Regions from separate parts of the Homo sapiens genome. Here all the other regions are linked to region 1. Evidence: chromatin loops called from intact Hi-C (ENCODE). Cell type or tissue: mammary epithelial cell. All regions are shown on one strand.

Evidence for each region. Hi-C counts contacts between places; a loop is a spot of excess contacts. Peaks named below come from ENCODE experiments on the same cell type or tissue, not always from the same donor. Only the 100,000 strongest peaks of a DNase experiment are listed, where the experiment ranks them.
Region 2: it touches region 1 in a loop (8-fold over the local background); 3 of 110 quality-filtered maps call a loop at or near these places.
Region 3: it touches region 1 in a loop (14-fold over the local background); 18 of 110 quality-filtered maps call a loop at or near these places.

The regions. Positions count from the first base shown.
Region 1 is chr15:39,972,571-39,980,570 of GRCh38, forward strand. It overlaps EIF2AK4 (eukaryotic translation initiation factor 2 alpha kinase 4), which reads left to right. Exons shown (of 39, transcript NM_001013703.4): 10 at 338-444; 11 at 1,022-1,179; 12 at 3,844-4,274; 13 at 5,508-5,577. Among named protein-coding and RNA genes, the nearest start is that of EIF2AK4, 42 kb to the left of the region's middle. In mammary epithelial cell, a CTCF peak has its summit at 4,312; no DNase peak of the experiment used is centred here; H3K4me3 peaks cover 564 bases; H3K27ac peaks cover 473 bases.
Region 2 is chr15:39,798,761-39,806,760 of GRCh38, forward strand. GPR176 (G protein-coupled receptor 176) reads right to left here. Exons shown (of 3, transcript NM_007223.3): 3 at 248-3,494. The coding sequence ends at 2,372. Among named protein-coding and RNA genes, the nearest start is that of FSIP1, 20 kb to the left of the region's middle. In mammary epithelial cell, a CTCF peak has its summit at 3,316 (motif pointing right); a DNase peak (open chromatin) is centred at 5,491; H3K27ac peaks cover 738 bases.
Region 3 is chr15:39,883,291-39,891,290 of GRCh38, forward strand. The region is part of intron 1 of GPR176 (G protein-coupled receptor 176); the gene reads right to left. Among named protein-coding and RNA genes, the nearest start is that of GPR176, 33 kb to the right of the region's middle. RefSeq lists enhancers at 691-1,361, 1,362-2,031, 2,311-2,843, 2,844-3,375, 3,908-4,438. In mammary epithelial cell, a CTCF peak has its summit at 4,677 (motif pointing right); a DNase peak (open chromatin) is centred at 4,701; H3K27ac peaks cover 1,059 bases.

The DNA of each region.
Region 1 (8,000 bases):
GGCATGACAAGGCATTAAACTGTTCATCGAGGTGAAAATTTATAGCCTACTTGTGCTACCTTAGACTTTTAAAAAATTGTTCCATGAGGGTAAGTCTTCTCATCTAGAGATGCCTTTTTTTGATTCGCCTCTTGTACCCAGCCTGTCGCATAGCATGTAAATCCTGCAGGAATGTTTATTAATTTAAATTCACCTATGAGAGTACATTCTGGTCTTTGAGTAACATGAATTCTATAATGTGTATCTTTAAAAAATAAACCCATAGTTAATGCCTTGGATTAACTAGTTTAGCACTGATTGTTTGTGATGCTAAGATTCTTCCTTCCCTCTCACCGAGATGTGTGTGCTTGGATGACAAGGAAAGATGGAGTCCCCAGCAGTTGTTGAAACACAGCTTTATAAATCCCCAGCCAAAAATGCCTCTAGTGGAACAAAGTCCTGAAGGTGAGTCTGTTACCTTTCTTTATTTGGTAACCTGTTTGACATTAAATTATTTTGAAAGTATACATAAACCAAAAACTGGAAGGGGCTGCATGTGTTATTTTATGTCTTTTATTCTGAACTAAATCCATTAGTTTGATGTGTGCCATGTGCATGGGACTGTTTTGCCACCCTGATTTTTCTAGTCTCTATTGATGGAATGAATGTCCATTGCTGTAGTCTCTTGTAGTGTTTAGTCACCCATAGTGCCATGTAACTAGATTTTTCCTGCTGCACCTGAGATTAAGGAACCTCGGTAGAGATTGGGATGGATCATGAGACCTGAGTTTTGGTTCTAGCTCTATAGTTAAGTCACTTATTCTATATAATCCCCCACCTGTAAACTTGGGCTAATTATATATTTCTGCCTACTTTAAGGAGGGCAAGGTGAGGAAAAGTTTTAAAAGGCCACTCAGGTAAGAGGTAATTTTTCAAACTACTGGTTGGAGCTCTTCTTCCAGGGCTTCCATCATTGTTGGCTATGTAGCTCTTCCTAAATTTCCAATGCCTCATGTGCCTCTTACTCCCTGTTTTATCTCAGATTCTGAAGGACAAGATTATGTTGAGACTGTTATTCCTAGCAACCGGCTACCCAGTGCTGCCTTCTTTAGTGAGACACAGAGACAGTTTTCCCGATACTTCATTGAGTTTGAAGAATTACAACTTCTTGGTAAAGGAGCTTTTGGAGCTGTCATCAAGGTGTGGTACAGAGTCATTCCCAGTCCCCTTTAGAGCTCCTTCTCTGTTCCATTTCCACAAAGACTCATGGACTTTACTTTTATTTTGGGAGTGGGGAGGGAAGTGAATATGGCTGTTGGATACTATGCTCATCCTCACCTTCCTGGAGTTAAAGGTTTTATTTAAGTTACGCTGGACACAGTTGAGAATTGTCCCACTCCTCTTTCCTTGCTTCATGTGGAGCATTAACATGAAACACACATGGTTATAACAGCACTTCAAGTGGAATCAAGACCTCCACAGAAAGAACATTTTTGTGTGCTTTGGTTCAGAAAGAACATTGTTCTTTTTTTCTCCTGTTTGCTGTTAGAGTTGCTGTAGATAAAAAGGTTCTAAGGTTAGAAGAGAGATGGACTTCAAACTGGGAGATGGCCCCAGCAGGTCTCGATGGCTTTTATTTTCCAGCTATTATTGGGACAGGAAAGTAGCGATGTATTATTAAGGTACACTGTTGTTGGGTCTTCCTTTCTTCGTTCTAGTCTATTTGGGTGACTTTTATTATTATCTGCCCCTTGTAGAAAGAGGTTTCAGCTGTTTTTATATAATAGAAGTATTTCTTTGTAAATTAGGAGACCCAGATTATTGTATTAAGTCCATATACAGTACATGTCATCTTTCACATATGAAGGTAACCCACCATCAACTGAGTATATTGTCTGTTAAGGATTCTGAGAGTATCATTAGGAAGCATTACTGTTACTGTAGAAAAACTTTTACACTAAAAAAGGAATTAAATTAGTTTTCCTGTGGTAAAAGACAGACAAGCAAGACAGATGTCCTGATCAGAAAGATCATAATTATGTCTAAGAGGAGGGGATGATTGAAGCGTATACTGTCCCTTTAACACAATATCATTTTGATCAAATCCTTTAACTTCATTCTATTTTAAATTCTTGAACGTAGAATAGTAACAAATTTCATCTCTTTACAAGTACTTAATAATGATAGGCAAGCTCATATAACAAAAACATCTGAGTAACTTAAGCCCCCACGGTTTCCAGTAGTTTCTCCCTGTGAGAATCCACAGCCCTCACCTCCTACCTCTGTGCTTCTGTGTCAGAGTAGGGCAGCCTGCCCAGTGATCTGGCATTCATTAGCAGTTGGACCCATTACTGTTTCTGCACCTTTTCACTTCAGTAAATGAATTCCTAGGGGTTTCCAGTATAGCAAGCTTTACTCCCAACCCAGTTCGTATATGATGTGTACTGAGACAGGAGATCGAAAGGCAATGCCAAGATCCCCACCTCCCGCCCTACACTGTCCTCTTCCCTATTAATGTGGCAGTAAAAGAACACAGGGCTATCATTTTTTGGAGCACCTGCCATATTTCAGATTGTGTGCCAGGTGATTTACAAACCTTGTCTTTAAATCTCAGGACATTCTTACGAGATGGGTATGATCCTCATTCCCTAGATGAGGGAACTGAAGCTCAGAGAAGGTTATGTCCTTTGCCTGAGATAAGGGAGATAAAACCAGCATTCAGACCCACCTCTGTTGTACTACAAAGTGTGTGTTCTTGTCACTATTTCCATACAAAAAAAGATAATCTGAAACTCAATTTTGTAGTACTTCCTTCTTATTCCCAGGACTTCACTTAGACTTTTATTAGTTTAATTGAAACTTGTGAGCCAAACAAGAGAATGATATTCTGTTTTGTGTTTTGTAATCAACTAATTTCTCCTGCCACCCATGGCCACATGGCATTTGCTTTTCTAGAGTATATCATCACCTCAGTTGACCTGCACGGATGTGACTACAAGGTTTCAGTGAATAAGACTCTGTAAAAGTTACTTCAGTCACCCCAATTACATAGTGAAACTGCCTGGCATAAGGATGCCTCTATGTAGGATGGGAGGACTTGCCTTTGCAACGTTTTCTTGCTTTCTTATTATTTTACTGTGTTGTTAATTGTATTGTTCTGGTTTCAGTATACATCATCTTAGGTATATAACAAAATCAATGGGCAGTGATTGTGTTAATAGCAATTGCTGTTATTGACTAAGCTAAGCACCTTTCTCTGTGAGGCCTTGATACAAGTGCTTTACAGTCACCATTTGGGGTAGTGGAAATGGTATAAATGCCATTTTAAAGATAAGAAAATTGAGTCTCAAGGAAATTAAGTAATTTTCCCAAGTTCACACGGCTTTAGAAATCAAGGAATTAACCTTTGTGTTCAGGTCTGTTAATATTTTTGGTGTTTAATTTGTTTTTAGTGACTTTAAGTGTAAAAAAAAATCAGAGAGAAACTAAAATCATCTGAAACTTTACACTGACTTTAGAAAATAATTTTTAATCTTAAAATCAAGACACTTAGAAATTTAGATAGCAGATACATTGGAAAAGCAGGGAGGTAACTGTCAGTAAAATTAATTATTAAAATGGAGATTATGTTTTCCCCAGGGTCTCCCAGCAAGCTAAATATATCTAGAGTCGGGTGGGCTGTTTTCTGAATTTTGTGGCAGTCAAAGCTTTCTTCAGTTTAAGAATTTCAGGCATGTGGTTCTTGACTGTAGCTGTGGGACTCATTTAGAACTTCACGCTTTCCTTGGGAGGGGATGGGGTGCGGTGCAAATGCCTGTTTGTGCAAGGCTCCGAGCGGCTGACCTTCCCCTGGCTGTGCCGCAGGTGCAGAACAAGTTGGACGGCTGCTGCTACGCAGTGAAGCGCATCCCCATCAACCCGGCCAGCCGGCAGTTCCGCAGGATCAAGGGCGAAGTGACACTGCTGTCACGGCTGCACCATGAGAACATTGTGCGCTACTACAACGCCTGGATCGAGCGGCACGAGCGGCCGGCGGGACCGGGGACGCCGCCCCCGGACTCCGGGCCCCTGGCCAAGGATGACCGAGCTGCACGCGGGCAGCCGGCGAGCGACACAGACGGCCTGGACAGCGTAGAGGCCGCCGCGCCGCCACCCATCCTCAGCAGCTCGGTGGAGTGGAGCACTTCGGGCGAGCGCTCGGCCAGTGCCCGTTTCCCCGCCACCGGCCCGGGCTCCAGCGATGACGAGGACGACGACGAGGACGAGCACGGTGGCGTCTTCTCCCAGTCCTTCCTGTAAGCGCACGGCGCGGACCAGCTGCCTCTGATGCGCCCCCTAGTTTCCTTTCTTTATTTTTTTTTCCTTTTTCCTTTCATTTCCTTCCTTCCTTCTTTCCTTCTTTTCTTTCTTTCCTTTTTTGAGATAGGGTCTTGCTCTGTCACCCAGGCTGGAGGTCAGTGGCGCGTCCTTGGCTGCAACATCCGCCTCCCGGGCCAGCGAATGCCCCCCAACATTAATCCCCACCAAGTCCAAGCCAGGGAAAAGGGGATTCATTTAGAAATCCAGACGTGTTGACCATGTTTAAAAACAAAAACAAAAACAAAACAAAACCACCACTTTTAGAGAGTAACCAAATGCAATCTAAAGGAGCGGTCCCCAGCGTTTTTAGGCACCAGGGACTGGTTTCATAGAAGACAATTTTTCCACAGACGGGTGTTAGGGAAATAGTTTCGGGATGAAACTGTTCCACCTTACATCATCAGGCATTAGAGTCTCATAATGACTGCTGAAAAAGCGCACAACCTGGATCCCTCGTGTGCACAGTTCACAATAGTGTTTGCGCTCCTATGAGAATCTAATGCGGCTGCTGATCTGACAGGAGGTGGAGCTCAGGCCTTAATGCTTGCTCACCTCCGGCTGTGCGGCCCTAACAGGCAGTGGACCTGTACCTGTCCATGGCCTGGAGGTTTGGGACCCCTAATCTAAAGGATTTTTTTTCCCGCTATTTTCAAAAGATCTCCAAAATCCAAGCCATGGAAAAAGGAAAATTCAATACCTCATCTTATACATTGAATAGAATTTCTCATAGGACATTCCTTTGGATAAGGGCTTGCAACCCTGTGAAACATTTAAGAACTAATTTGGAGTCTTGATACAGTGCCAACTGCAGCCCCCAAAGGTACCAAACCAATAATTATGATCCTAAATTTTATGCTTCTCAGAATCCACCCTGGATGTTTACTTTCATGATTTTGTTTTATTTTATCCAAGTGGATACAGTTTATGATTACTCTTCACTATTAAATTTTTTGAGGAAACTTAATCTGGCTAATTTTTATTAAATCAAGGGTTCTGTGTTTTGCATAATAGCAAGTACAAATCAGCACAGTGTAGAGTATACATTGATGCCTGTGGGCTCATGGTGTGATGTCTGTAGCCTCTTGTGCTTTCTAGTATTTAAAAATGTCCATGTTTATAATGATAATAGGGATTTCTGTTCCTTTAGTATTTCTGTTTCCCTTTTTCAGGCCTGCTTCAGATTCTGAAAGTGATATTATCTTTGACAATGAAGATGAGAACAGTAAAAGTCAGAATCAGGTATATATATGAATAGAAATTATATCATTTTATTCGTGATATAATTGACGTCTGATGTCATAAACCTTAGGTAAAGTATTAAGGCTTTAATCTGATATTCAGATATAGAAACCATAAATTTTAAAAGATGATTATTCATTTAAAATATATTCTACCTGTGTTTATTTATAGACCTTCTTTATTTATCCACATAGTAAAACATACCTCCTTTTAGAAGAGAGGAGTCAGTTGAGACACTGCATTTTTGTATGTGATGAAAACAGTTTTCTAAGGGTTTGGGAAACTTTATATGGTTGGGGATAAGAATTGAATGCAAATTAATGAACTAGATTTGCATTTATGGAGTTACCTCATCATGGAGTTACCTTGGTCTGTCCCACGTCAATTAATCTTGATTCCTTATTTTCATAGACCATCCTCTAGAACAGTGTTTTCACACTGTGTATCGTGATCCTATAATGCAGGGGTGTCCAAGCTTTTGTCTTCCCTTGGCTACACTGGTAGAAGAATTGTCTTGGGCCACACATAAAATATACTAACACTAATGATAGCTGATAAGCTAAACAAACAAAAAAATCACAAAAAATCTCATAATTTTTTTTTGAGATTGTGCTGTTTTTTTAGTTGTGTTTTCAATGGAGAAATACATCATCTGTTGACAAAATAGCTTTTGAAAAATACGAGTACAGATACTATAAAACAAAGCAAACTTCAGTCGTGAGACACTACATACATCATGTGAAAGCAACAGTCTGATCTCCAGGTTGTGAAAACTATAATTAAAAAGTCACTACACAGAAAAGATCCAAGTTTCCAGGTTGGCAAAACTTCGGTGCAGTTACATGAAACGTTTAACAAACTGATTTGTTTTCCCCAATGTGTAAACAAAATGACAAGACTAAGTCTGTGCCTGGTAATTTCAATGTAACTCTGAAGCTACACAAAACACACAGACACCTTATACACTTCACCTGTTAGTATGACCATCTTTTTTGTTAGGTGGTGGGAGGAAGGGCAAGGTGACTGTGTAAAGCAAAGATGTGGGAAGTAGAAATATTATGTACTAGACGTTATAAAATCATGGTGAAAAGAAAGCTTTGATTAATGCGTAGCCTAAGGGGGAAAAGACTACACTCCAACTTCAGAAAATTAATTTAGAAGGATAGGGGAAGAGATTAAGTAATTGCAGTTTAACATGAAAAATGCACATGTGATAGAATGGAGCACAATGGAAGATTCATAAAACATGCTCATCAGAAAAATCTGTTAAGTTTACTTTGTCCAGATTAAGAAAGAGTAAGTTTATCAACATCTGGCATCCCTCATACTTTGTAAAGATAGATCTTCTGCTGCTTAATTATGAGAAATTATTTTATTCAAAGAGGGGAGCTTGTCAAGTGCTTGCTAGAAATTATTTTTAAAATGCTTCTACATGTAAAATGTACTGACAAATTTTGGTAAACCATTTAAAAATAAGAATTAGTTTTGAAATCTTGGAGAAAATGTCTTTTTGCCCACATTTAAAACTGAAAATCAATTTTACTATAGACAGGAGTTCTGTGGAGTATACAAAATTCCTCTTAGAAATCAAATGGCCATCCCAGATAGATATCAAGTTTCACAGGCATTACTTTTAGTCAGTCTCAAGTTTCAGCCACGGGACCAAAATTTAGTGTTCTGTACCATGTTGGTTTCACATCACGGCTTAAGAAAATACTGACATTTTGTTTCTTATGAAATAAGTCCTATCTTGTGCATACAAGCAAAAAGAAAAAGGAAGAAAAGAGGGGAGGGGAAGGCGCAAGAAGCTCTTTTTTGTTTGTTTTGAAGACAACAGATTGAAGGCAAAAGAATACAGAGCTTTCATAAGCTCAAAGAAAAATATTTGCTGGCTAGTCGCTGATTTGTATGCACTATAAAACATTCCATAAATAAAACTGATATATCATTTCTTAATCATGACCCCATCAAAACGAAGTTATTTCCTAACTATTCTTTCAACGTCAATGTACCCTAGAGTTGACATTTCATTTTTAAGGGTTGCAGCTACCTCATAGGAACTGAAATAGACGTACGCTTACCCTTTCTCTGAAGTATAACAGTGCACAATGGTATCCAATTTGAAGACTAATGGTAAAGAAAATTCTTCAGAAAAAACTGAAAATCCATCAAGCTGAAAATCTATAATTAGTTCTACTTTCTAATAAAAAGTACATAAAAGTACATCATCAGAATAAATAATTCTTATGCCAGTTTGTATTGCAAATTTTCCAAACAATGCATCAAACATAAACCCAATCCAGATGTCAATTGTGAATACAAATAGAGCTTGAGGTTGTTTTTATTAAAGGCAGTAATTTTTGAAATAGTTAATGCAACTGTTGCTAACACAATAATAGGACTCCTGGCCTCACATACTAACC
Region 2 (8,000 bases), 170 kb before region 1:
TATCGCCAATTCAATCTGGAACCCATCTTGGTGATATTTTTTCAACTGTTGCAGTTCCTCCTTAGGGAATTTATTTTCTTTTAGTTGCAACAACACAAGAAAATGCTACTGAAATGCCACATCTGCATTCATGAGAAAAAAAAAATGAATATCTTTCATCAGAGACCATGTAGGAAGAGACAGGTTCCAACAGTATATCACTTGAGGGAGAGAAAAGGGGGAGAAAATATAGCTCATAAAACTTTTCTTGAGTTCAGAAACTGCTTTTCAATTTTTTATTAAAATGTTATTCTTCAAAGAGTATAGAAATACACCTGGCAATGACCTGTTAGTAGTCAGCCATCTGCTTCAAACATATATAAGAAACATACCCAACCAGATTCTGCCTCATCAAAATTTATTAAGTTGTACATATACAGTATATTATCAGAACAACACCAAAGTGGCTACACTTGACAGATTCTCCTAAAGTGGACATAATTTTCCTAGAGATTATTATTCCCCTTGATAAAAGTTGTAATGATTGTGAAAGCTTTGAAAGACAAGCTTGAAGGGCCACAGCATTGACTATCAGGGCAAGGAGCTATAGATGCCATGCACGCAGGGCCCAGAAGGCAGCAGAGCCGCAGGAGGCTGTGGCAGCCCCGTTTCTGCTGTGAGCAAACAGTGCTATGAGGAGACCAACACAAAGAGGAAGGTGCTTCCTCTCCAGGGGTAGGGTCTTTGGGTTCACATTCAGAAACACAAGACACCACACCCAAGAGAAGAAAGGAAAACAAAACTCCCTACAGGGTCTGGGCTCCCTCCAAGAGACGGGGCCAGTGTGGCCAAAAGAGGGCACGAGTTGAGATGTGGAAGTTTGCTGGTGAGGACACCCACTTCCCTTCAAGCTTGCTCAAGGCACCAGACTAGCTCCTGTAAGTACCAAGAGCAAGAACACAACACTCTAGAGAAAAGGGCAGAGCTGGCGCTTGGTTTGTCCTCACTAACAGGGAAGTATTATCTGCGGTTCTAATTCAACCTGGTGAAATCCACCCCAGAGGGGTCCCAAATTGCTTGTGAGGCTGATGAGTTGAGGACACTGCCCTCCCTCTTCTACCCAGTCTGGCTCTACAACGACAGGGAAGGAGGAAGTGAAGAGCTCATCTGGGTCAGATGTTGCCTTGGCACTCTACAATGATTATTTCTCCCTGTTCTGTTCCTCCTCTGTGTCCAAAATTAAGAGAGAACCGCAGCTGTACAAACAGACTGAAAAGGAGACTGGCCACACCTGAGTTCCGGAGTCTTCCTCGGAAGGAAACCATCTTTGTCAGATTCTTGCCAACCTTTTGGGCAGAGTCACCTTTCCAAATCAGGCCTTTTCAGTTTGATGTTTCCAAAGGACCCAGCTTACACTAACTCTCCATTTTAAAAATACCTTTTAATTCCTAAAGTTTGCATAAGATGATTTTTTCAATATATTTGACTCATACTGGTTGTTACATAGCACCTTTCATGTGAGATCATAGGGAAGAAAAAAAAACTACAGCGCCATAGGCATCTCTCAGGCATCTCCCCCGTAAGCTTCTCTCTCATTTGTTGAGAAAACACAATTTAAGGTGAAAGACAGAGCGAAGACTTTTCAGTGTTTTCCAGCCAACACTGACCCTGACTGGAGGGTGCAGGTGTATCTCTCTGAGGCGTTGGTGATGCCAAGGGAAAATCAGAATTATCAAGGACAAAATATCTCCCTTACTCCCGGGCACATCTATCGCCATGTGTACCATAGGTGAGGAATCGTCATTCCTTACCTACATCCCAATGAAAGGGACGAAGGGTATCAGGAGAAACAGTGAGTCATATGACTGGGGCTTCCAGAGAAACAGTGTAAGACACCAAATCCCTACCTTCTCAACAGAAAATGTTTGACATGTTTAAGTTCATCAAACAGGCATTTTCTCTGGAGCCACCATGCTCCATCATGATCTTGGAATTCCCTTAGAGTGCTCCTGCTCCCTGCTCCTGTGAGCTCTGAAAGTCTTCTCTCTGTGTGTTCTCTGCAGAGCCCAGGGAAGTGAGGCATCCTCAGAAAGTGCACATGGGGTACCCACCTCAAGACCCATTCAAAACTGCCCAGCTCTTGTCCCCACAGAGAATAATGTGGACTTCACTAAGGACATGGATCACTGAGATGGATACATATACTCCCTCAATAAAGAGGACACTGGATTTTATGTAGATTTCCCTATCATTCAAAAGCATCTGGCCCATATTGGAGGAATCAACTCACACTGAGTTGCAAGGAGATCATACAATCACATGGCCACAGCATTCCCACACTCTGGTGGGAATATGGAAGCTCCCCGTTGCTTCCAAGAATTTACAATCCTTGCTAGGAATCCACCTTTGGAAAAATGCTCACTTTATTGTTTCTGCTCATCTTCCGCTCCACCCTGCCTACCTTGGGCACCTTTGTCTGGATCAGCTCTTCTGGGGTGTTGCCCAAGGGGGGAAGCAGCCGCTTCTTGCTGTTTCGGGTCTCTGAGAGCCACTGAGGAGGCAACTCAAAAGGCCCAAAGCCAAACTGCAGGGAATACTTATCAGGGAATGTTTCAGGTTCCACAGGGGCTGCCGGTGCCACCTGGGATACAGAGTCCACTGTGCTCAGGGGTGGGGCAGAGGGCGCAAACTGTGGCCCCTGCTCTCCCTCCAGGCAGGTGCTAAATATCTCCTTGGCCTGGAAGTCAGCTGAGCCAATGTACTTGGCCTCACTCTCTTCCTCATCCTCTGTGGGCTTAAAGATCTGCTGCTGCCCAATGTGGAACATCTCCAGGAGCTGGCTACCCGAGCGTATGCTGGGTTCCAGGCTGGCCTCAGCCATGCCACTCCCTGTACTGACCACATTACGGCGACTGTACCGGTGGTGTAGTTGCACCAGGGTCCCTATCAAGCACTTGCGGACAGATTTGTTCACAGTAAGAAAGAGAACAGGGTTTGCCAGCAGGGAGACTTTGGGCAGCCAAACAGCAGTGAGCAGCAAGAAGACGGAAGTGTCAGGGACATTGAGCACAGTCTGGTAGACGACCAGGGTGGCATAGGGCACGCTACACAAGATGAAGACCATCACCATGGAGAGCAGGGTGGCGTGCAGCTCGGCCTCCCGCTGGGAGGCATAGGGAATAGAGATGGTGTTCTGTGGGGTCCGGAGCGCTGCTATGATGACCTTCTTCTTCTGGCTGGCACTCAGGGCCCGTCGGATCAGTATCAAGAAGAGGAACACCACCACCACAGGCACAATGACCGTGGTGATGTTATACACCAGAACGTACACCAGGTGGCCCAAGGAGTTGCTCCAGACTTCCGTGCAGGTGGACGTGGCATAGATGTCAGCCACATTGGTTACTGCAAACACAGGGACACTGGCCACCACTGCATGGGCCCAGATGTACATCACCAGTTCACGGGACTTGGCATCAGATATTTTCCTCTCCAGTGGATAGAGGACTGAGTAGTACCTGCAAGATACACAAACAAAATTAATTCCACAGAAGATACTTTTTAAATTAGGGGAACCTAAATCACCAAAAGTAGATGAGAGGGAAGAAAGGTCAAGTTCTTCTATTCGGCCTAAGACAGAAAAGCACTGGGGGAATCCAGGAAGCCAGACCTAAGTTTTGAGGACTTTGCAAGTACAATAAGAAGCGTCACTAGACCAAAAAATAAAAACCTTTCCAAAGGAGCAGCAAACCTGTCCTCATGAGGCTTTACAGGAAAACAAGTAAATAATTTCAATTCATAGCTAGCTTTATAATTATTGCTACCAGGATGAAATCGCAAACAGTACCCTCCATATAAAAGATTTCTCCATCTGCTATAAAGATATCTACTTTTCAATTTGAGGGTAAAGGGTAATTGGTAAACAATTTTATATGGGCTAAAGAAGCTTTAGGGCAATTTTCAAAGCTACCAACAGAAATAAGTTTGTCTACACACATATCTAAAGCAGACTTATGCCACAGTCCAGATATCATTAACAATTAAAGTTGTTCAGGGCAGAAGAACCAGTATGAAGAATGGACTCCGACAAGGTCCTTCCACAAAAATCAATTCAGCTGACAAAAGTTATGCCTGCTCAACAGTCATTGCTCCCATGATAATCACTCAGTAACCCTAAGGGCAATTAATAGGTCTAAAATGCCTGCACAATTAGATTTTTGTTAAAATCAGATGAGACATTGTTTTTCCTTCCAATATTTAACTTGATCATTCTGTAAGCACCTAAACAGAATTCCAAAAGCATGCCGTTTCAATATCACCAGTGATTTGAGGGAACTGAATAACTCTTTGCACCCTAGAACCACATCTGTAGTAAAAGGGCTGCCACTAGCTCTCAGAGATATGGTCAGTTTCTTCACATTTGCTTGGCCATATCTGTGCAGTCAGTTAATGCTGGGGTTGACCTTACAACCTTAGTGACACCCATTCACTCATAGGGCAAGTAAGCACATAAGCTTTCAGATAACAAGTACTTCTTTTTTTTTTTTTTTTTTTTTTTTTTGAGATAGAGTCTCACTCTGTCGCCCAGGCTGGAGTATAGTGGCATGATCTAGGCTCACTGCAACCTTCGCCTTCTGGGTTCAAGCCATTCTCCTGCCTCAGTCTCTCGAGCAGCTGGGATTACAGGCATGCACTACCACGCCTGGCTAATTTTTGTATTTTTAGTAGAGACGGAGTTTCGCCATGTTGGCCCAGGCTGGTCTCGAACTCCTAACCTCAGCTGATCCACCCGCCTCGGCCTCCCAAAGTGGTTGGATTACAGACGTGAGCCACCGTGCCCAGCCTCCTGTAACAGGTACTTCTGAGCACCACCTATGCACCAGGTCCTGTGCCTGGCACTGGGTTATAAGAATGAAAAGACACAGGAATGTCTCTAAACCCAACGGGGACAAAGATACACACACTAATAATTACGAACAAGGAGATGACAGCTCTACTAGAGGCAGGCACAAAGGAGGTACAGGTAGCGCCTAAAGCCACCTGGGAAAATAGCAAGAGAGGGAGACACTGCAGTGGAGTCTGGCAGGGGGACCAGCTGAAGGGGAACATTCCAGGCTGAAAGAGATGGGATGCAAACACAATAGCGACCATGGACAATCAGGGAAGGAGGGAGCATGGTAAGATATGTTCTAGATTTCTTTCTGGGAGGAGGGAAAAAGAGAAAGAAGTGCATAAGTGATGCATGCTTTCACATTTTTTTTTCTCTGAATGTAGATAGTTTTGTAATGACAACTCAGTAAATATGTGATGGCCCCACCTGTACACATGAATAGATGCTTAGGAGTTCACTGGCTCTGACTGCCATTTGCTCACTGACATGTAACAAACCCAGGCTTCCATTAATTTCCAATCCCGTTACATGTTGGGAAACAGATTGCAACATAAGCACACAGGCTCACTATAAATAATGTTCTTAGTGTGTACACCTCTAAACAGTGATGCAAGAAGTGTAGATGACCTCCCGATGAACTTGCTGACTTAGTACCATGAAATGAATAGCTATGAAGGAAGTGAGAGAAAAGACTGTCTTCTCTTCTTCAGGTGTACATGTGGATGCTTGTAAGTAATTTGCATCTGTGAATAACAAAATAGGAATTCACCAGCCCTGTTTTCCTACTAAAAGGACTTGTTTTACTTTTTAAAATTATGATAAATTTACAATAGCTTTTCTGCTGGAAAGAAAATGAGAATTTCTTACTGTTTTCGTATTTCTTTGTTTAAGACCAAGGCCCCAGAAGTAACCCACAGGGATTATTGCATTGCTTCCAGGTATAACAGCAAACTGTTCAGAATAATGTATTCTCCTTGTTGAGTCTTATTTAAAAAAAAAAAAAAACTTTCAGGATTCATAGCAGCATTACTCACAATATCCAAAAAGTAGAAACAACCTAAATATCCACCAACTAGTAAATGGAGAAACAAATTTAGTATACTCCTAAAATTAAATGAATATATTATTTGGCCATGAAAAATGAATGAAGTACTGATACATTCTATAACATGAACTTTGAAAACATGCTGAGTGAAAGAAGCCAGACACAAAAGAACACACACTGTATGATTCCACCTACATGTAATGTCCAATAAAGCAAACATATAGAAAAAGAGAGTAGATTCATAGTTGTTTATGGTCTGGGGATGGGCACAAGGAGTGACTGTAAGTAAATGGGCACAAGTTTCTTTGTGAGGTAATAGAAATGTTTTAAAATTATATTGTGATGATGGCTGTACAATTCTATAAATATATTAAAATTCATTGACTTGTATACTTCCAATAGGTGAATTTTATAATATGTAAATTATATCTCAGTCCAGAATATCAAACTGAAGACTTAAGACTTTACCACAGCAGGTACTACCAGGGGCATTCAGAAGGACACTGAACACAAAATGGTTCGACATAAAATGCATTAGTGTACCCACCGGAAGTACTCTTGAGAAAGGACTCTGACTTCACTCTTATATTCCAGTCCTGTGCAATGGCACTTTCCAGATATTCAAAAAGCAATGGAAGAGACATGCAACGTCACCATAAAGCAGGCGTGGCAAATTGGCATCTCAGGGCACACATTCATCTTGCTGAAGGGATTCACATGACCCACATAATACTTTTTGAAAAAAAAAAATAATTGCCAACATTTTTAAATTATGGAATTCTAAATTTTTTTATTCCTCTTCTGAAAGAATAAAAAAGTCCTGCCCACCGAGTCTAGATTCCTACAAAGCAATTATTAGCTGCAACTGCTGAGCGGCTGATCCCCATGAACGAGAATGTGGACACACTCTCCACGTGCCACAATTGCAACCTGGTTATTGCTTGACTTGTCACCTGCCTTGTTTGGCTCCATGGATGGTGAGATTCCAGTCCCTTCTAAGGAGCTGGAGCTGCTCCCAGCAAGATCTGATGGTAACATGATTGCAGAAATATATCTAAGGAAGAATGTGCCATCAGAAGGGAAGCCTGAGAAAGAGAGGCAAATATTGGTGCAGCCCATCCTAACACAGGCCATAAATAATTCACTTAATTATTTCTACTGCTCTGGAATCTGAGGCTCAGAAAGTTTAAGCAGCTTTACCCAAAGCCACTCAGCTAGAAAGCTATGTAGGCAGGACTCAAAGCCAGGCTTCTATTCCAACATCCATTCTCTTAACCACAATGGCAATGACTTCTCCCAGTATGCTGGGGGCTTCGTGTGACTCTGTGTCCCTCCATGCAGACAGCACCAGGCAGCTGAAGAAATCAGGGTCCCTGGCCTGAGAGGCTGAAATGACTCTATAGATGGGTTCTACAATCAATACCCTCACAGGTCATTAAGGTATTATGTTTTGAATGGACAAAGAGTTCTAAATTTTCAAATTAATCTAAAATGTAGTTAAATTTTAACATAGGGCATAAAATCAGAATAGCCTGCACTTTCCCTTCAGCAACGTTTCCTCTATGTTAATCTTGAAATCAAAAGTACTCATGGACATAAAATACTTTTCAATTCTTGTTTGCTTACTTAATTCAATTCTCTAGAAAATATTATCTAAACTGTATTCATGAAGCACTAGCTAGAAAGGAGAAAGGCAGGAATTTGCTGATTATGAGATCTTTATGCAACTTTGATAAAATTGATAAAATTATGTAGAATGGCAGTAACTAAGATGTAAGGTTCACTTCCAAATGAACATCTTTTTAAAGAGGATAGGAAGAGAAAGCAATCACCACTGCAATATGAAGCCTTGGAAATAAATCCTCCAGAGGAATTCTGGTGTTACCTAGCCAGATCCAAGTGGACCATCTAATCGCTTGTTAAATAACCACTGAATCATTCCCTTGTTCTTTCAGAGATGTTCCATACTGCATCAAAAAGCCCTAATTGCAGAGTTATCAATCAGATGAAAAATCTACTGCAAATTGCAACACAAATACCACCAACTGCAACCAAGCTGAACTGACACCATGATCTAGCAGCTCTGCC
Region 3 (8,000 bases), 89 kb before region 1:
ATAGCTAAATATTAGATATTTTACTTCAGAATTATACTATCTTTCACTGATATGAGAAACGTTTACTATTAATTTTCAAGCATGCTTTTTAAAAAAAAACACTTCATTGAGGTATGAGTAACATGAAAAAAGCTATACATATTTAATGTACACAATTCAAATAGTTTGGGGTATACACTCGTGAAACCATTACCACCATGAAGGAAAGACAAATATATCCATCACCTCCCAAAGTTTCCCCCATCTCATTTATCAAACAAGTTTTTCATTATTAAAATTTTTTTACTTCTTAAAAATTTACCTCAAATTATGGTCTACTCGTACATAAAGCAGTGTCTAGGTGGTCTGCAGTTGCTAAAAGTCTGAGAAACATCATGATGGCACATAAATACTCTCTACAATATTCTGTGTGGTCCTTGGACAATTTTCTTCTTCATAGGTCTAAAGGTCCTGGAACGTTCACCATGTAATTATTTTCCTTTCTTGCCATAAGCAAATGGGATCAGCAATCTATTGTTTTCTATTTTTCTTACATATAACAAGATCCAGAAGATACATGCATAGCAACAAAAAAGGACACTGTGTGATTACAAAATTCCTATGATAAATCTTTATTCAGAAATATGGTTATTTGCTGATTAATGAATGTATTCAAGAAAGCCTGCTCAATGGAACTGCCTCAAATAAGGTAACAGATTTATGGACGGATGTGATCCTGGACCAACATCTCTGCCCCAGAAGAGGAAAAATAAAAGAACTCCAAACATCTCTCAGAAGCAGTTACCAGGTCGTGCTCACAGAGCTTACCTGTGGGTTGTAGGCAAACCCCTCTGGGCCCACTCCCTTCAAACAAGGGGTCACACTAACTTGTTGGCTCCTAATCCCTCTGACTTTTGACATAATACTCCTTCAGCAAAGAGCTGCAAACAGTGCAGGTAATACCCAATTGCTGTTAGGCACTGCCTTACGTGGACCAATATTTGGAAAGTTTCTGCATATTGTAATTTCCAAAAAATAAGCCTAGCAGACATGGGAATCTCTCTATATCCAAAATTTCCAACTCTATGTAATAAGCTAAACTGTCCATTGAATTATACTATGATTAAACACACCTTGTATAAGGACCACCTAACTAGCAGTTTTCCAAGTTTGTATTTGACTTTATGTATCAGAAATCCAACTACAATGGCTTAATTGATAAAGGTTGTTTTTCTCATGTAACCCACATTCCAGAAGAGGGCTGGGGCAGCTGCTCAAAGAAGTCATTATGGCAAGGACCTAGACTTCTAATTTCCTCCCTGCCATTCTTCCCACATGGTTTGTGTTCTCATAGTTGCAAGATGGTTATTCTAACCCTAGGTGTTGTATCCAGGCAGAATGTATCCTTAGGTGTTGTATACCAGGCAGAAGGGGGAAAGGGTCAAGGCCAAGGGCAAAAGACATGCCCCAGCTTTTCATTTTTACCAGGAAAAATAGCATTTCAGAGCTCCACCCAGTAAACTTCCACTCACAACCCGCTGGTCAGACCTGGTGACACAGCCACCCCCACTCTGCACAAGAGTCTGGAAGGTATTTTTATCTGGGCACATTGTTGCCCTAAACAAAACCGGGGTCCTTTAAATAAGGAATAATAAAAGCATGGATACTGAGTAGGCAAGGAGCAGAGGCTGCCACAGGATAAAGAACATTTAAAGTTTTTGCTAAGTTCTACAAGTCAAAAACCATCAACTTAAACCTCAAACTGTCTACTAACTTCAGTTTTTTTCCCTTCAAGAAATAGTTCTAAGTTCCCGATCGTTTGCCATCAAACTTACTCTTCACAATTGACTTATGTTACCCATATTTCCCCAAAAGGATTGATCACACACTCTATTATAAAAAAACTACTTTAGCAACAACCTCAAAGAGCATTTGAAAAGAGGACATAAAGATATACCAGCTCCTCAGCAACCTCTGAGGGAATCAAGCTAACCCTCTAGCATTGCTCTGTTCAACAGAGTGTGTTTCCTGCCAATTCCACATAAGAAATATATTTGTGCCCTTTTTAAAAGCCAGGATGGCCTCCAAAGCAAATCAGGGAGTAAGAAGGAAAAATGGAAATGCAAAATAAAAACAAATCCATCCCCCACCTCCTTGCTCTACCCCATTAACTGAATCACCTGGAGGTCTCCAAAGTAAATTAGAGACAAGTCTTCCAATTAATTAAGTGTAGCACAATTATCACAGGACTTGATAATTACAACACACCTGCTCTCACAGGCACTGAGGGCAGTCCCCTGGTCTAGATTGCTTCATCTAGGTATGAAGCAATCTTTATTTCAGAATCTTTATTTCTGAATAAAGATTTATCATAGGAATTTTGTAATCACACAATGTCCTTTTTTGTTGCTATGCATATATCTTCTGGATCTTGTTATATGTAAGAAAAATAGAAAATAATAGATTGCTGATTCCATTTGCTTATGGCAAGAAAGAAAAATAATTACATGTTTCAGCCATGCACTGTACCTATCTCAAAAAGTGATGTAGAACAAGACACTGATGTAGAAGACAAGAGAAAGACAGTTTCTCCAAGTCTCATACTGAATAGACAATTCAATGCAATTTCCCTGCTTTCACAAGGGAACACTAAACAATGCATCTTTAGAAATGGGAATATTAGGCCAGGCACAGTGGCTCATGCCTGTAATCCCAACATTTTGGGAGGCCAAGGTGGGTGGATCACCTGAGGTCGGGAGTTTGAGATGAGACTCACCAACATGGAGAAACCTCGTCTCTAATAAAAATACAAAATTAGCCAGGCATGGTGGCGGGCGCCTGTAATCCCAGCTACTCGGGAGGCTGGGGCAGGAGAATCACTTGAACCCGGGAGTAGGAGGTTGCGGTGAGCCCAGATCGTGCCATTGCACTCCAGCCTGAGCAACAAGAGTGAAATTCTGTCTCAAAAAAAAAAAGAAAGAAAGAAATGGGAATATTAGACTTTGCCTACCAGGAACTGTAAGACTCAGCAGAGAATTTTACAGGTATACTTCCCTCCTGCTGAGTGTCAGCAGTAAGAAGGAAAGAACACCCACCTAGAAGCAGCACAACCTGGGGACTTGTTCCAGCCCTGACATGCTTGCACAAGTCACTTCATCCCCCACCCCCATCTTGATTTTCACATCTATAAAATTACAGCATTGGACCAAGTTAAGATATCTGTGTTGTTTTTCCCTCAACGGTGGGCCAAATGGTCTGAAACATCTAAGTGTGAAGCCTGAATGATCTCAAAAATTTTAATGAGTTGAGAGAATCCACACTTGGCACACGAATACTAATTAGAGTGACAAAGCTTGAGTCAAAGGCACAAAAAGTGCTTACTCACACTGATCTCCTTTGTAAATTATTATGCAAATGTTCCGGTTCCATAATATAACATTAGGAGAATTAAACTGTAACAGCTGAAAATGAAATGCCTGTAATTAATTATGTTCACCTTCAACTGTAATGACAGACCTGGGCCTGCTAATAGCAAGGTGTCACATAATAGTGATCCTTAAGAGGGGGCTTTGTCCTTACTGACCTACCAGATTGTGTGGGTATCCTAATTCCTAATTTAAATGGAAAAAGTATGCTACCAACCTTTCCCAGGCTTAACTCCAGCATCAAGCAGTCTGCATTTGTTCCAATGGGCCATACGTTGGGACCCCAAGGGAACACGAGGTTATTTCCTCTCTAATATTCTATGAGTCTAAACCAGTGATTCTCAAACTTTGATGTACCTATGAATTACCTGAGAAACATATTAAAAATGCAAATTCCTAAGCCTCACTCCAGAGGCTGTGGTTCAGTAGATTGGGAGTGCATCCCAGAAATGAATATTTTTAACAAGCACAGGAAGTGGTTCTGATGCAGGTAATCCAAAATCCATACTTGGAAACACACTGGCAACTCAAAAGTGGCTGGGTCCTAGAAGCAGAAAAAGGCCAGGGTTTTCCTTATTTGGTTAAAAACAGCACAGTCAAGAATTAAATTCCAAGCCAGCATAGTGCATATGTAAGTCCTTGCTAATGAGGAAGACTGAGGTGGCTCAGGCATAAATGGAACAATGCATATTTCCAGATCAACACAAAGAGGTGAATGGCCCACCACCCACATTTGCTGGAATGCCGCTGTGTAAAACAGCAGCATCATTCATCCAACAGGTGAGAAACAGCAGGGGCAAATGAATCATTCATCCAACAGGTGAAAAACAGCAAAGGCAGAGGCTCTGCAGAATCATGCAAACCTGACCAGGATTTATGCAGCATCCAACAGTTAATTTAAATTTAAAAAAAAAAAAAAAAAAGCTTGTCTCCTTTCTGCTTTTACTTGTCTAAAGCTTCTGGAATTTCCTGAGGACTTATTTTCCTAGAAGAAAATCTCACCCGCTCAAATCATACCACCTATTAGTAAGCCTGGCACAATGATTTTCAAGCGGAAAGATTCAAAGTTCTTTACTGAGAATCCTAAATCCTCTTCCAGAGGAGTATGTTGAAGGGTAGCTGAATATGCCATCCCAAAATATGCCACTTTGGCATAAGGATTATTTGGAGTTGAAGGCAACTGGGAAGATGCAGATATAAAAGAAGCTCTCTGCCATCCTCCTATCTGCAAAGGAGTCTAGGAAGGACAAAGGCTGATCACCAGCCTGGAGAGGGCACCAGAGGAATGAATCTACACAACAAACTTTCTAACTTAGCTTTATCTACCAGGAGTTTCCCATGTATTTTATTTGTCTTCCCACAGTTTGCCACGCCTAGAGACTCAAGGTCCTTTCCCTTTCTGCAGTCATTTATCTAAATATTTACTGTTCTTTGTTGAAAATGCTGTAAAGCCAGAGTACTAAGCCACCTCTTTGAGATCTATTCACTTCTCTGGTATCTCCCATATACATATAACACATATGTGTTAACTTCTTGCTTTTCTCTTGTTGGTTTTTTTGGGGGGTGAAGGGAATCTGCTTTTTATTTGTTTTTTTTGTTTGTTTGTTTGGAGACAAGGTCTCACCCTGTTGCTCAGGCTGGAGTGTAGCGACATGATCATAGCTCTCTGTATCCTTAAACTCCTGGGCTCAAGCAATCCTCTCACCTCAGTCCCCCAAGCAGCTAGGACTACAGGCACAGGCCATCACACTTGGCTAAGACTCTTGCTCTGTTGCCCAAGCTGTAGTGCCATGCTGTGATCATAACTCACCATAACCTCAAACTCCTGGCCTCAACTGATCCTCCTGCCTTGGACTTCCAAAGTGCTGGGATTACATGTTTGAGCCACCTTGCCCAGCTTATTCTTCTCCTCTTAATCTACCTTTTGTTACAAGGGTCCCAGCCCAGAATTCAGAAAGGTAAAGAGAACATTTTTTTTCTTCCCCTACAATGTGTAAATCATCTTTCTCTCCAGAGTTCTACCATCAGAGTAGCCTCATCAATCCCTTTCCTACCCATCTTGAGGATATGAACCTTCCCGATTCTTAGACACAATTTCCATTTCCAGAAGCTTATCCACTCCATAAGCTTCTAGCTGTGATAACTTTTAATGAGACAGGTAATTGTTTGCGATAAACAGTCACCTCCTCTGGGTTAGTTAGGGGACTGGAACTCCCAGCAAGACTCTTATCATCCCTGCTCTCCAATTTTCCCCCTTGAGGCACCAGCTATTTAAAAAGGAATCCAGGAAGGACAAAGGCTGATCACCAGAGATTACGTTAGAACCTTATCAGCCTGGAGAGGGCATCAGAGAATCTACACAACAAACTTTCTAACTAAGCTTTATCTACCATGAGTTTCCCATGTAAGATAAGCCAGTGCTCCTGACATTGCAAGGTTTAGATCTCTGTGACTCCAAGATGGAGACAATTCAGAGAGCAATTCTACCTCCTCCTCCATAATCCCTGCTTTACAACTAGGAAAACTAAAATAGGCCCATGCTATTTCCTTCATTTAATAAATTAAAGTATTGGCCGGCCACAGTGGTTTACGCCTGTAATCCCAACACTTTGGGAGGCTGAGGTGGGTGGATCACCTGAGGTTGGAAATTCGAGACCAGCCTGACTAACATGGAGAAACTTCATCTCTACTAAAAATATAAAAATAGCCAGGCATGGTGGCGCACACCTGTAATCCCAGCTACTTGGGGGAATGAGGCAGGAGAATCACTTGAACCCAGGAGGTGGAGGTTGCAGTGAGCTGAGATTGTGCCATTGCACTCCAGCCTGGGCAATAACAGCAAAATTCCATCTCAAAAATAAAATAAAATAAAATAAAATAAAATAAAATAAAATAAAATAAAATAAAATAAAATAAAACAAAACAAAACATTAAAGTGTTATGGGACCTTGACTCTAACTGTCCCAAATATGAGAACGCTAGGGTCCCAAGGAGGTGAAATTGCAAGTTTGTGAATACCTTCACTGGGACGCAAACTCCTTGGAGGTAAGGACTTTGTTTGGTTCCCTACTATATCCCTAGTACCTAGAGCAATGCTTGGCACATGGCAGGTGCTTAGTAAATATTTGTAGAATGAATGTATGCACAAAAGAAAACACAGAGAAAAGCTAGTCTCAGCATCTCCATAGCCTCTCTAAGCGCCAGATCTAAGGCACATCCCCTCAATTCTCCATCTACCCAAGGCCTATTGCAGAGGTGTTTTAGAGCCTATGTCCATATATCTGCCCAACTCCACTTCAGTGAGGTCACACTGGGAGTTTGAATGATGATATTTTCATCATGGCCAATTTCAAAATGATGAAAATTTTGATCATCATTTTCAATATGATGATATGAAAATATCACCACGCCTGGCTTTTTTTAGAGCCTACGAAAATCACAAACCACTACAAATTTGGGTTTTCTTAGAGAGAGCCTGATGTTAAACATTTACCAGCACACCACTGCCCTTAAGACTTACAATGTCTCTTTTCTGTGAACATAAAGGCAGGAAAAAATTAAGCTCAGCAAGTGCCAACTTATTTTGTAAAAATACCTATTCACACTAATTTTCTAATTCGGGTTTTTTGCAGGTCACTATAGAAGAGATTGCACTGAAAACTGAAGGGACTCCTTTGTGAGGACATTTCCCATTTGCCAAAAGTTACAGTTTATGAAACTTAACAGACCAAGGACAAAGATCTCAAAACAGAGGTGAATGGAAGGCTGAGGAGATACGCCTTAGGCGCAGACCACTGGGAAAGTATGGAGATTCTGAGAGTGGCCCTTTGAAATTGAGTAGTATAGAATCATATACTTTGATTTTGACTGTAAATTATACTTTTTATTTTATTTTTAAACAGGTTTGTGGCATTTATTATGTGCCAAGCTCTATTTGCTTAGCAAATATTCATTCATTCTAGCTACAAATACCACACACACACAAGTGTTCAATATCACCCAGACAAAGGAACCCTTACTGACTCCTATCCTTTTGCCCATGACAAAACAGAAACATAAATCTTCTCACCATCAGAGCCCAGTTAATGGCTCTGGGCCTGGTAATGGTAAGAAACCTGAGCTGGAGCTGAGGTCCACCAGACCATGGATGAGTTGGGCTTGGGCTTGACTAGGCTTCCATAAGGCCATATACTAAATTTGGCACCCTGGTATATATCCCTTCAAATTTATAATTGTAGAGTTTAATGGAGTAAGACAGAACCCAAGGGGGAGGTAGCAGTGTTGCCTTGGGCCTCTTTTTGAAGAGGTAGAGAAGAATAGATGAGCAAAACCTCTTAAATCTTTTTAGCTATGTAACAATGATGATAATAAAGATAAAACAAACTACACAGCTGGTTTCATTTATGCTTTTAGATATTATACCACTGATAAGAAATTATCTTTCAGACACTGAGCTCAGTATTGACAATAAATAACAAAAACTTCTATTTGCTTAGCAAATAGACTAGAGCCTGGCACATAATAAATGCCACAAACCTGTTTAAAAATAAAACAAAAAGTATAATTTACAGTCAAAATCAAAGTATATGATTCTAT